Regions from separate parts of the Homo sapiens genome. Here region 2 is linked to region 1. Evidence: chromatin contacts called from ENCODE Hi-C or POLR2A ChIA-PET data. All regions are on one chromosome and are shown on one strand. The core of a region is the stretch at or near the end of the contact, and the rest is flanking DNA. Distances in the headings are between cores, read along the strand shown.

What was found. Hi-C counts contacts between places; a loop is a spot of excess contacts on that map. ChIA-PET counts read pairs that join two places held with the same protein, here RNA polymerase II (POLR2A). Pooled maps may share reads with other maps.
Region 2: a loop to region 1 is called in a map with no recorded cell type, with 13 times the contacts of the local background. The contact joins the promoter of RCC1 here to the promoter of LINC01635 in region 1. A Hi-C loop is called at or near these places in 1 of 37 single-sample maps with no recorded cell type and 3 of 50 pooled maps. POLR2A ChIA-PET finds 5 or more read pairs at or near these places in 2 of 52 experiments (OCI-LY7 and activated CD4-positive, alpha-beta T cell).

Annotation. Positions count from the first base shown.
Region 1 is chr1:22,023,105-22,029,195 of GRCh38, forward strand. LINC01635 (long intergenic non-protein coding RNA 1635) reads right to left here and starts at 2,944. Exons shown (of 3, transcript NR_110692.1): 1 at 2,860-2,944; 2 at 1,702-1,862; 3 at 890-1,341. LINC00339 (long intergenic non-protein coding RNA 339) reads left to right here and starts at 2,087. Exons shown (of 2, transcript NR_023918.2): 1 at 2,087-2,268. RefSeq lists enhancers at 2,372-2,973, 2,585-2,694, 2,772-3,066.
Region 2 is chr1:28,503,954-28,509,871 of GRCh38, forward strand. RCC1 (regulator of chromosome condensation 1) reads left to right here and starts at 2,090. Exons shown (of 13, transcript NM_001381865.2): 1 at 2,090-2,131; 2 at 4,175-4,207; 3 at 4,877-4,952. SNHG3 (small nucleolar RNA host gene 3) reads left to right here and starts at 1,990. Exons shown (of 4, transcript NR_036473.1): 1 at 1,990-2,131; 2 at 2,267-2,374; 3 at 4,175-4,207; 4 at 4,877-5,918. SNORA73A (small nucleolar RNA, H/ACA box 73A) reads left to right here and starts at 3,412; the gene lies at 3,412-3,618. It overlaps SNORA73B (small nucleolar RNA, H/ACA box 73B), which reads left to right and starts at 4,605; the gene lies at 4,605-4,809. RefSeq lists enhancers at 2,904-3,198, 3,390-4,155, 5,688-5,918.

The DNA.
Region 1 (6,091 bases), core at 1,694-4,193:
GAAGGGTGCCCGGGGTCGGGGGATAGAGGAGGTGGGCAGAAAAGGAGACGCTACAGTTGAACTGGAACCTGGGTGAACAGATCTCAGGAAAGAGCACTGCAAGCAGAGATCAGCAAAAGAAGTGAAGATGAGGCCGGGTGCGATGGCTCACGCCTGTAATCCCAGCACTTTGGGAAGCCGAGGTGGGTGGATCGCTTGAGGTCAGGAGTTCGAGACCAGCCTGGGGAACATGGCAAAACCCTGTCTCTACTAAAAATACAAAAATTAGCTGGACAGGGTGGTGCAAGTCTGTAATCTGAACTACTTGGGAGGCTAAGGCAAGAGAATCACTTCAACCCAGGAGGTGGAAGTTGCAGTGAGCTGAGATCATGCCACTGCATTCCAGCCTGGGTGACAGAATGAGACTCTGCCTCAAAAAAAGGCTGGGCGTGGTGGCTCACACCTGTAATCCCAGCACTTTGGGAGGCTGAGGTGGGCGGATCACCTGAGGTCAGGAGTTCGAGACCAGCCTGGCCAATATGGCGAAACCCCGTCTCTACTAAAAGTACAAAAAATTAGCCGGGTGTGGTGGCTCGTGCCTGTAATCCCAGTTACTCGGGAGGCTGAGGCAGGAGAATCGCTTGAATCCGGGAGGCAGAGGTTGCAGTGAGTCGAGATCACACCATTGCACTCCAGCTTAGACAACAAGAGCGAAACTCCGTCTCAAAAAAAAAAAAAAAAAAAAAAAAGAAGTGAAGATGAGCTTGTCAGATTGTCAGATTTGCAAAATAGCCAGAAGGTCAGTGTTCTTGGAGCAAACTGAGTGAGCAGGAGGGTGGGGAAAGATGAAGCACAAAGGCTGAATTTTACCTGGGATGATAAAATAATCTTACACAAGCCGAAACGTATATACTTTCACATAAATTTATGTGCCTATGAAATTGGAGTTGCTCTGGGACTCAAGCGGCATCCTTGCCCCAACCCCTGCTGTTTTCTGAAGCATTCCTAAGGAACCTTAGAGTGTGGGAGAGAGAAATAGCAGGAAGTCCTTAACCTAGTCCAACCCTTTTATTTTACAGTTAGGGAAACCTAAGCTGAGAGAGGAGATGGAAACCTGGTTGTAGGAGTGAGTGGGGAAGGGTTCACGGTCATTCTGGTAGGTAGGGGTAGGGCCAGAGCAAGGAGTCCTGGTTTGTGAACCACCAGCTGGCCGTCTAGGAGTTTACAGACCAGCAGTGGCAATGTTGACAAAGGGCATATCTTCCTTTCCCCAAGAACATTGGCTCTGGAGCAATAACCCAGCAATGGGGGCTTTGGGGTGTCCCTCTTAATCCGGTAGCTCAGCCCATTCGGATATGCCAGCTGGAAAGAGAGAGGGAGAAGTCAACTGAGTACCTCTCTCTAACAGCTCAATCCCTCCCCTTCAGGGTTAAGATCGGGGCTGCAGTGGTTAGCATCTCTGCTTCCTCTAGCCGGCTGTGTCATTGAACCTGTGTGATCAGACGCAAACCAGATCAGTATGACTTCAAAGCTTCATCTTTGAGATGGAGTCTTGCTCCCTCGTCCGGGCTGGAGTGCAATGGCGCAATCTCGGCTCACTGCAACCTCCGCCTCCCGGGTTCAAGCAATTCTCCTGTCTCAGTCTCCCGAGCAGCTGGGACTATAGGCGCCTGCCAGCACGCCCGGCTAATTTTTGTATTTTTAGTAAAGACTGAGTTTCACCTTGTTGGTCAAGCTGGTCTCGAACTCGTGACCTCAGGTGATCCACACGCCTCTGCCTCCTAAAGTGCTGGGATTACAGGCGTGAGCCACCGCGCACGGCTAAAGCTTCAGTTCTTAACCATCAGGCGACAGTGCGTAGTCTGGTAGCAACTGGAAAAGTCCTGCTGAGATTTAGCCTCCCATACACACAGAGTCCCACCCCGGACAGGCTGTATCAACCCCCCACGGCCATATGCCCACTGCTGTTTGCGTACAATGAGGCGGGACCTATAGACTGTATCCACTGACTCATCTGGAGTGATTCCGCGGGGCGCCAATACAAGGACCACTGTCTCCAAACAGCAGCCAGCCACCCCTCTCTCTTGGTTTCCTTCCTTTGAGTGGTGCAAAGGCTTAAGGGTGTAACCTCAGAATGGGGCCCTGAATCAGCTGTGGGCGAGCTCCTAGAGTATCTTAATTCCTGCTTCATCTCTTTCCATTTTGCAGTTGGGCAAACTGCGGCTCAGAAAGATAAAGAACTTCTCCGGAGCGAAAAAGCTGCTAAGAATGTATCCAAAACTCCGCACGGTAAGGACTGAGGACGGTCAAAAGACCACCAAGAGTTAAAACCATGAAGCTGCGTAGTACCGCGGAGGCTAGAGAGACCCGGCCCACCCCTTCCAACCTATGCCCCTCCTCTTAACTTCCGGGCGGGGCATGACTTCCGGTTCCCGCGCGGCGCTCCAAAGCTCGGGGAGTGGTGGTCTCCCTTTCCTGGAGTCATTTGTGGGAGTTAGGGTCTTATCCTGATCTTTCCTCGTCCCCCGCTCCCCCGTCCTCCGAGGTGGCAGCTGCGTAGGTGAACGTTCCCCCTGTCCCCTTCCTTCTCCTTCCTAACCCGAGTACGCTTGCTCGCGGCCACAGTGGCTGCCTGCCCCAGGAGCGGGGAGTCCCTGCCTTTGGGGTAGGGAAATGACTGAAATGTGGGACCTGCGGGCTCCTCGGGCTGACTTGGACCTCACTGCAGCTCTGGAGGTGGACCTCGTCCTGGGACCCTAGAAGCCCATTTCCGCACTCGGGCTAGGCCTTCGGAGCCGCGGCAGCATAGTGGGAGGAGTCGGGCTCAGCTCCCCCCCACCACAACCGGGATTATTTTTATCGGTTGAGTCATCGCACTACCTTTCATCCTTGTGGCTTTGGGCAAGTCCCCGCCCTCCGAGCCTCACTTTGCTTATCTGTGAATGGAAATAACAGTGCCTACCCCATGGGCTATCGGGAGGATCAGTTGTGAGGGAATGCAGTGTGGGGTGTCTGGCCGGCAGAATTCCACAAATGGTAGCAGCGGTTGATGTCACTGGAGGTTCCTGGGGCAGTAATTTATCAAGAGTTTATGATCCTGAACTAAGGATCATACGGAGGAGGATCTGTGTATAACGTTCGGCACAATGTTAGATAGGAAGTAAGGGCGCAGTGCACTGGAGTTATTTTTTCTTTTTTTTTTTTTTGAGACGGAGTCTCGCTCTGTCGCCCAGGCCGGAGTTGCAGTGCCGCGTTGTCGCCTCACTGCAACCTTCTCTGCCACATGGGTTCAAGCGATTCTCCTGCCTCAGCCACTCGAGTAACTGGGATTACAGTCGCACATCACCACGCCTGGCTAATGTTTTGCATTTTTAATAGAGACGGTTTCACCATGTTGGCCAGCCTGGTCTTGAACTCCTGATCTCAGGTGATCCACCCGCCTCGGCCTTCCAAAGTGCTAGAAGTATAGGCATGAGCCACTGTGCCTGGCCTGGAGTTATTTTTTCTCACTGGGTTTTTGAGCAAAGAAAAGGAGTTATTAACTGGTGAGGATAAATTTGTGTTTGGTAAGTCGTCTTCTGAAGCTGACAGGATTTATAAGCCGGGTAAATTGTGGTGCTGGTTCATCTTTGAGAGCCAGCCTTAAGAATTGGCCCACTGACTGCTGGGCGTGGTGGCTCACATCTGTAATCCCAGCACTTTGGGAGGCCGAAGCGGGTGGATCACCCGAAGTCAGGAGTTCGAGACCAGCCTGGTCAACATGGTGAAACCCCATCTCTACTAAAAACATAAAAATTAGCCAGGTATGGTGGTGGGCACCTGTAATCCCAGTTACTCGGGAGGCTGAGGCAGAGAATTGCTTGAACCCAGAAGGAGGAAAGGTTGCAGTGAACCGAGATCACACTACTGCACTCCAGCCTGAGCGACAGAGTGAGACTTGTCTCAAAAAAAAAAAAAAGGAAAGAAAAAGGCCCACTGACAGTCTGTTCCTAGAAACCTGGGTTGTAAAGACGTTGGGTGCTGGGAGCTAGAAGAAGTAATAAAAGGGTGTTTTCCTAAGTGGGTTAGGGGTTTTCACTCAGAAAGGTTTTTGGGCAGGAGGGGAAAGCCTGAGAAGTTTTCTTCCTCTTGAGTTGTTATAAAAGTAATACATGTGTGTAGTTAGAAAACAATGCAGAAAGATGTAAAATGAAAAGTGTTTCCCCCTTCTACTGTTTCTGCCCTTCAGAAGTAAATACAATTAATTTCTTTGATAACTTTCTATCTATTATTTGGATATATCAGGTTTTATTTATTTGTATCTGTATTTATGTATTTTTAATTTCCTCAGATCGGGGGTCATACTACACATCGATCGGGACCTTAGTCATGTTGTGATATGGACAGCTTTCTTACCAGTACTCATAAGCCTGCTTCATTTTTTACGTGGCGGCACCACTGAGTGGTTGACGGTACTTCAGTCATTTCCCTGTTGATGGTCACTTAGGTTGTTCCCAAGATTTTGCTTTCCCACAGTGTTTCACCCAACCTTTCTTGGACGAAATATTTTAGTCCAACTCACCCTAAGTGATTCTGCTTTTCCCTATTCACCACCCTAGGTTAGTAACAGCTTACTTTGGGGGATGAGCACACCTTATTAACTGAGCAAAAACCAAGATAATGTGAGAAGAATTGGTGTACTCCCAAGAATATCCAAGGTGCTGGGTCTAGAATCAATTAAAGTCTCCTAAGAAATGGGTCAGGGAACCTTTAGAGAAGGGATGACTAGGTGCTGGGTGCACGGCAGCTAGTCAGCGTTAGTGATTGTTGGCTTCTGTCAATTGTTGCTCAGGAAACAGATTTGAGAGATTCTCTGAGGTGGGAAGGATTTTAAATGTCAGCTCTCCTGCTATGTATTATATGTCTGGAAGGGATTAGTTCTTTGAGGGAAGAGAGTATTAAAGAAAACAATGGGCCGGGCACGGTGGCTCACACCTGTAATCCCAGCACTTTGGGAGGCCGAGGCAAGGGCGGTGGATCATGAGGTCAGGAGATCGAGACCATCCTGGCTAACATGGTGAAACCTCATTTCTACTAAAAATACAAAAAAAAATTAGCTGGGCCTGGTGGCACGTGCCGTAGTCCCAGCTACTCAGGAGGCTGAGGCAGGAGGATTGCTTGAACCTGGGAGGCAGAGGTTGCAGTGAGCCGAGATTGTGCCTGGGCAACAGAGCAAGACTCCGTCTCAAAAAAAAAAAAAAAAAAAAGAAAATGATGATCCTTGAAAAGTGACTGCATCATGGGGCTGTATCCTAATGTGAGAATTAATTTAGTCATTTCTGTTATTTGAACTCTCTTGTTTTAAAGTTAATTAACATAGGATGTGTTTTCCTGTAAATAACTCCTCTTTTGAACTGGGGCCCTAGCCCAAATGAAGCAAAGGCTTTTTTTCTGGCATTTTACAGGTATTTAATTTGCCTCCCGCCCCGCCGCCCCCCACGGCTATAGCTGGTTTGATAATCCTGGAGCTCTCAAATATCCAAAGAGTTGGAAGTGTACTCTATTAGGATTTTGACAAGTCCCATACACTGATCAGAGGTGCTTCATTCTTGATCTTAACCTGGGTTCTTTTTTTTTTTTTTTTGGAGACAAGGACTCTGTTGCCCAGGCTGGAGTGCAGTGGCGTGATCACAGCTCACTGCAGCCTCTACCTCCCAGTAGCTGGGACTACAGCCATGTGCCACCACACCCAGATAATTTTTTTTTTGTAGAGACAGGGTTTTGCCATGTTACCCAGGCTGGTCTCGAATTCCTGGGCTCAAGTGAGCCACCTTTTTTTTTTTTTTTTTTGAGATGGAGTTTTGCTCTTGTTGTCCAGGCTGGAGTGCAGTGGCACGATCTCAGCTCACAGCAACCTCTGCCTCCTGGGTTCAAGCGATTCTCCTACCTCAGCCTCCCGAGTAGCTGGGATTACAGGCACGCGCCACCATGCTCAGCTAATTTTTGTAATTTTAGTAGAGACGGGGTTTCTCCATGTTGGTCAGGCTGGTCTCGAACGCCTGACCTCAGTTGATCCGCCCGCCTTGGCCTCCCAAAGTGCTGGGATTACAGGCGTGAGCCACCATGCCTGGCC
Region 2 (5,918 bases), core at 840-3,339, 6.5 Mb after region 1:
AAAATTTGTAGGCCGGGCACGGTGGCTCATGCCTGTAATCCCAGCACTTTGGGAGGTCAAGGCGGGCAGATCACGTGGTCAGGAGTTCAAGACCACCCTGGCCAATATGGTGAAACCCCGTCTCTACTGAAAATACAAAAATTGGTGGGGCATGGTGACACTTGCTTGCAGTCCCAGCTACTCGGGAGGCTGAGGCAGGAGAATTGCTTGAACCCAGGAGGCAGAGAATGCAGTGAGCCAAGATCGAGCCACTGCACTCCAGCCTGGGCAACAGAGCAAGACTCCATCTCAAAAAAAAAAAAAAAAAGAATTGCTGCGATAGTAAATAATGTACGTAATAAAGCATTCAGAACAAAATCTAATATGTAGGAGGAACACCATAAACGTTACTACTCAAGATAGCCCAGCTGTGATAGCTCTGTCTCTCTAGCCAACGTTTTTCCACCTTACACCACACTAAAAATTCCATCATATTTGCAACATTTCTTATGTATATATATCGTAAGCATTCTTTACTTGCCTACTTCATATTCAGAGGGTTTTGTGTGTGGTAAAATATACATAAAACTTGCCATTTTTAACTAGTTTAAAATGTATAGGGGGCCAGGTGTGGTGGCTCAGGCCTGTAATCCCAGTACTTTGGGAGGCCAAGGCGGGCATCACTTGAGGTGAGGAGTTCGAGAGCAGCCTGGCCAACATGGTGAAACCCGGTCTCTACTAAAAATACAAAAATTAGCCGGGCATGGTGGCATGCCTATAGTCCCAGCTACTCGGGAGGCTGAGGCAGGAGAACTGGTTGAACCTGGGAGGTGGAGGTTGCAGTGAGCCGAGATCACACCACTTCCTTCCAGCCTGGGCGACAGAGCGAGACTCCGTCTCAAAAAAAAAAAAAAAAAAAAAGTCCAGGTGCGCTGGCTCATGCCTGTAATCTCAGCACTTTGGAGGCCGAGGCGGGTGGATTGCTTGAGGTCAGGAGTTCGAGACCAGCCTGGCCAAGATGGTGAAACCCCGTCTTGCTAAAAATACAAAAATTAGCCAGGCACGGTGGCGGGCGCCTGTAATCCCAGCTACTGGGGAGGCCGAGGCAGGAGAATCGCTTGAACCCGGGAGGCCGGGGTTGCAGTGAGCCGAGACCGCGCCATTCCACTCTAGCCTGGGTGACAGAGCAAAACTCCATCTCGAAAAAAAAAGAAAGAGTATAGGGCAGTGCTTTTAATTACATTCATTCACACTGTTGTGCAATGGAGTTTTTTATTTTTTATTTTTATTTATTTTTATCCGGGCCAGGCCTGGAGTTTTTAAACTTTTATCTGATTCGTCTAGGGGCACTTTCATCTTATTTACCTTCACATTTATCAAATTATTTCTTTCACAGGTGACAGAGCAGATTCAATTCCTTTTGATACTCCGTATTTCTCTATATGTATTTTTTTCATTCTGCATTCTTATTATTCCAACGTTTTACTTATTTATTTGGAGAGAGAGTTTCGCTCTGTCGACCAGGATGGAGTGCATCGGCGCGATCTCGGCTCACTGCAACCACCGCCTCCCAGGTTCAAACGATTCTCATGCTTCAGCCTCCCGAGTAGCTGGGACTGGAGGTGCGCGGCACCATGCCTGGCTTATGTTCTGTATTTTTTGTAGAGACGGGGTTTCGCCATGATGCCCAGGCCGGTCTCGAACTCCTGGCCTCAAGCGATCCGCCCCTCACGGCCTTCAGAGCTGCTGTAATCACAGGCGTGAGCCACCGCGTTCGACTCTTCCAAAAACTTTTTGGCCAGTTTATCTAAGGGCATATCCTACAGACTGAGTCCAGTGATTGCACAGAAGTAAACGTCCTCTGCAGCTACATACCTACAAACCTATTTCTGTAACGTACATTCCCCAGCAAGGTCCCGCGGGAAGGATCCACTACCGCGAGAGGCCTCCCAGCCAGGAAGGGGTGGGGCTCAATCTGCAGTAGATTCCCAGAAGCCTCAGTGAGTTTCTGATTCTCTAACTGCGCATGCTTCTGCGCACGCGCAATAGACATTCCAGGACTTCCGGGCACTTCGTAAGGTTTAAAAAGGATGCTTCGCGTTTTCTCTCTCCTTTTTGGAGACAGATTCGCAGTGGTCGCTTCTTCTCCTTGGTAAGTGTGATCCTTGGTAAGTGTGATCAGATGCTTGCCACCGGAGTTGTGGGTCTAATGCTATAGATCAGTAGCCGAGCTTCCCTAGGAAGATCATATAGTATTTTATTTATTTACTTTTTTTTTTTTTTTGAGACGGAGTCGGTTTGTCACTCAGGCTGGACTGCAGTGCTCGTTGCAACCTCCGCCTGCCGGGTTCAAGCGATTCTCGTGCCTCAGCCTCTCCAGCAGCTGGGATTACAGGCACGTGCCACCACGCCCGGCCAATTTTTGTATTCTTAGTGGAGACGGGGTTTCGCTATGTTGGTCAGGCTGGTTTTGAACTCCTGATTTCCGGTGATCCACCACCCTCGGCCTTCCAAAGTGCTGGGATTACAGGCGTGAGCCACCGCGCCTGGCCGGAAATCATGTAATTTAAAACTATATATGGGTGTCTTAGGCGGCATCGGTCCCAACTCTAAAGTACGCGTTAGACGGGCCTGGGCCAGAAGTGGGCCATGGAGACCTCGGGACCCGCAGGGCTGCCGCCCGACCCAGCGAGCCTCTGAAGGTGCACCGCCACCCCCACTGTTTATCTTACTGCCTCATAGTAGGCACATTGTCGTTCTCAATATAATTGCACACAGTTTTATTCTGGATCCTCATTTGCCTTTAAGAATTTTCTCAATTTTTCTTTTTATTTGATCGCACCACTGCAACCTCCGCCTGCTGGGCTCAAGCAATTCTCCTGCCGCAGCCTCCCGAGTAGCTGGGACTACAGGCGTGTACCACCGCGCCTGGCTTATTTTTGTATTTTTAGTAGAGACGGGATTTCACCATGTTGGCCAGGCTGGTCTCCAACGCCTGACCTTGTGGTCCGCCACGCCAGGCCGAAGATTTTCATAATTTGGAAGCATTGCGTTTCGTAATTATGCTTTCTCGTATTTTTGTGATTTGGGTCATTTTTATTTTTATATTTTTAGGATTACAGGCGTGAGCCATCGTGCCTGGCCGATTTGGGGGTAATTAACAAGTCCACGTGTTTCATTTGAATTTAGGATAGCTGGGCCTAATTGTTGTCTTTGCTTCTGCGGTACCTTCCACATAGTACTAACCGCCTATTGTAAAGTAATTAGAATAGCTGAATATGCATGTTACCAGTCTAGAAACCGATTTTTTTTTAACACCCCACTGTGGACAGGGTGGAAACTCGTTTGCTTTCTTGTTTAAGATCTGTAGTAACATGAATGGATGAAATTGTTTCCTATTGGATTCTGTAAATTTATGCGTTACACTGATTGTCCAACGTGGATACACCCGGGAGGTCACTCTCCCCGGGCTCTGTCCAAGTGGCGTAGGGGAGCATAGGGCTCTGCCCCATGATGTACAAGTCCCTTTCCACAACGTTGGAAATAAAGCTGGGCCTCGTGTCTGCGCCTGCATATTCCTACAGCTTCCCAGAGTCCTGTCGACAATTACTGGGGAGACAAACCATGCAGGAAACAGCCTTCTAGAGCACTGAATCTGGATTGAAGTCTTTTTTTTTTTTTTTTTTTTTGGAGATGGAGTCGCTCTGTTGCCCAGGCTGGAGTGCAGTGGCGCACTCCATTGCCTCTGCCTCCCGGGTTCAAGTGATTATGCTAAGTGATTCTCCTGCCTTGGCCTCCTGAGTAGCTGGGATTACAGGCCCCCGCCACCACGCCAGGCTAATTTTTGTATTTTTAGTAAAGACAGGGTTTCACCATGTTGGTCAGGCTGGTCTCAAACTCCTGACCTTGTGATCCGCCAGCCTCTGGCCTCCCAAAATGTTGGGATTACAGGCGTGAGCCACCACACCTGGCTGGATTGAAGTCTTAATACATGTTTAAGAAAAATTGGCTAAAAAGTAGCCAGGCATGATGATAGGTAGCTGGAGGAAGGAGAATCGCTGGAGCCCAGGAGTGACCTATACTCAAACCTATACTCCAGTGCCACTGTACTCCAACCCCAGGCGATAGCATGAGGCCCCTCGTTGAAAAAGTTTAGGGTTTTGCTGTACTAATAGATTAATATCTTGTTTTGCAGGATTTGTTAAGGATTCCAAGTAACTCTTATTTGGTGAGTAAATCTGCTAATTGTTTTTTGCTTATCAGCTCTTTGTCAATGATTTCTGTAATGGAAATAGGATTGAAGAGACTTTTATTCTAGTTGGTCAGGATTTACCTCTGAGGCATTTAATCATTCTCAGAGCAATAGCCAAATATCGACTTTGCTGCATTTTTGTAGGCATGTTGACATAACTTCAACATATGCTCTGTTCTGTAAAAATTGCTTTTTTTAGTCAGCTCATTAAAAGTGCAAAGTAGTAAAAGCTGCCCTAGTGAACTGTAGGAAGCCTAATTGGCTTTATCTACATGTGTAGCCTGAGCTGAGAAAGATACTAGCCCTTGAAAATACTGTGGGTGATTAGCAATATTGGATTTGTCGGTTACTCCAATTCCTCACTAATGAGCATTCCAACGTGGATACCCTGGGAGGTCACTCTCCCCAGGCTCTGTCCAAGTGGCATAGGGGAGCTTAGGGCTCTGCCCCATGATGTACAGTCCCTTTCCACAACGTTGAAGATGAAGCTGGGCCTCGTGTCTGCGCCTGCATATTCCTACAGCTTCCCAGAGTCCTGTGGACAATGACTGGGGAGACAAACCATGCAGGAAACATATCTAGTATACTAGATTTTAAGTTGAAGTAGGATCTTCAGGAGTCTAATCATTATTTCTTTTCTTTTAGGAGAGAAGACGATCTGCACTTCGCATTTTGGCATTGACATTTAATTTTAGGGTCCTTTATATAGAAGGGAGAGTAGGTAAACTGATTTTTTTTTTTAACAGGGAGGGTTTGACAATCTTTGGCAGACTTGGAGCAAAAGATTGAGGTGCATTTCATGCCTCCTTTTGAGAGTCTTGCTCTGTCGCCCAGGCTGTAGTGCAGTGGCGCAATCTTGGCTGCAACCTCAGCCTCCCAAGTAGCTGGGATTACAAACATAAGCCACCACGCCCAGCCCTCATACCTCTTTTAAAAGTCGACCTGTTTTGCAGAAAGTCTGCTGTTTTTGTACTAAAGGCTTTGGAATTTGGCATTTAGCTAGGAATGCACATTCTTTCACCTCATTCATACTTTAAGAACCACAGAAGTGACTCTGCTTGGCCAGAAGGCACACTGTGTTGGTGGTTATATTAAAAGTCCTTGAGTATTTTGCTTTTCATGATCTTGCTCACTGCAACTTCCGCCTCCCAGGTTCAGGCGATTCTCCTGCCTCAGCCTCCCAAGTAGCTGCGACTACAGGCGTGTAGCACCACACCTGGCTAATTTTTGTATTTTTAGTAGAGATGAGGTTTCACCATATTGGCCAGGCTGTTCTCAACTCCTGACCTCGTGATCCGCCCACCTCAGCCTCCTAAAGTGCTGGGATTACAGCTGTGAGCCACCCTGCCCGGCCACTTTTGTATGATTTCTAATGTATTTGTAATTTACCTAACAAATTGCCTAATCTGCTATGTTAATGTATTTATGAATTAAAATAAATACGACTGCATGTTTGTGGTTCATTTTTGTGGAGGTGGCTGTGGTGACATCAGCCAAGAATCTGAATGGTACTGTTGAAGGAAACTAGCATGATAGCTTCAGTTCTAAAGGCCCTGAAACCTAGTCTCAGGTGGGTCCCCCTTGGGTTCACTTTATATTGGCAGTTTATTGGGAAAATGGATATTAGGTCCTGACCAATAGGACCGTAAGTCTGGGTTGAGTGCAAGATGAGTTAGACCGATTCTTT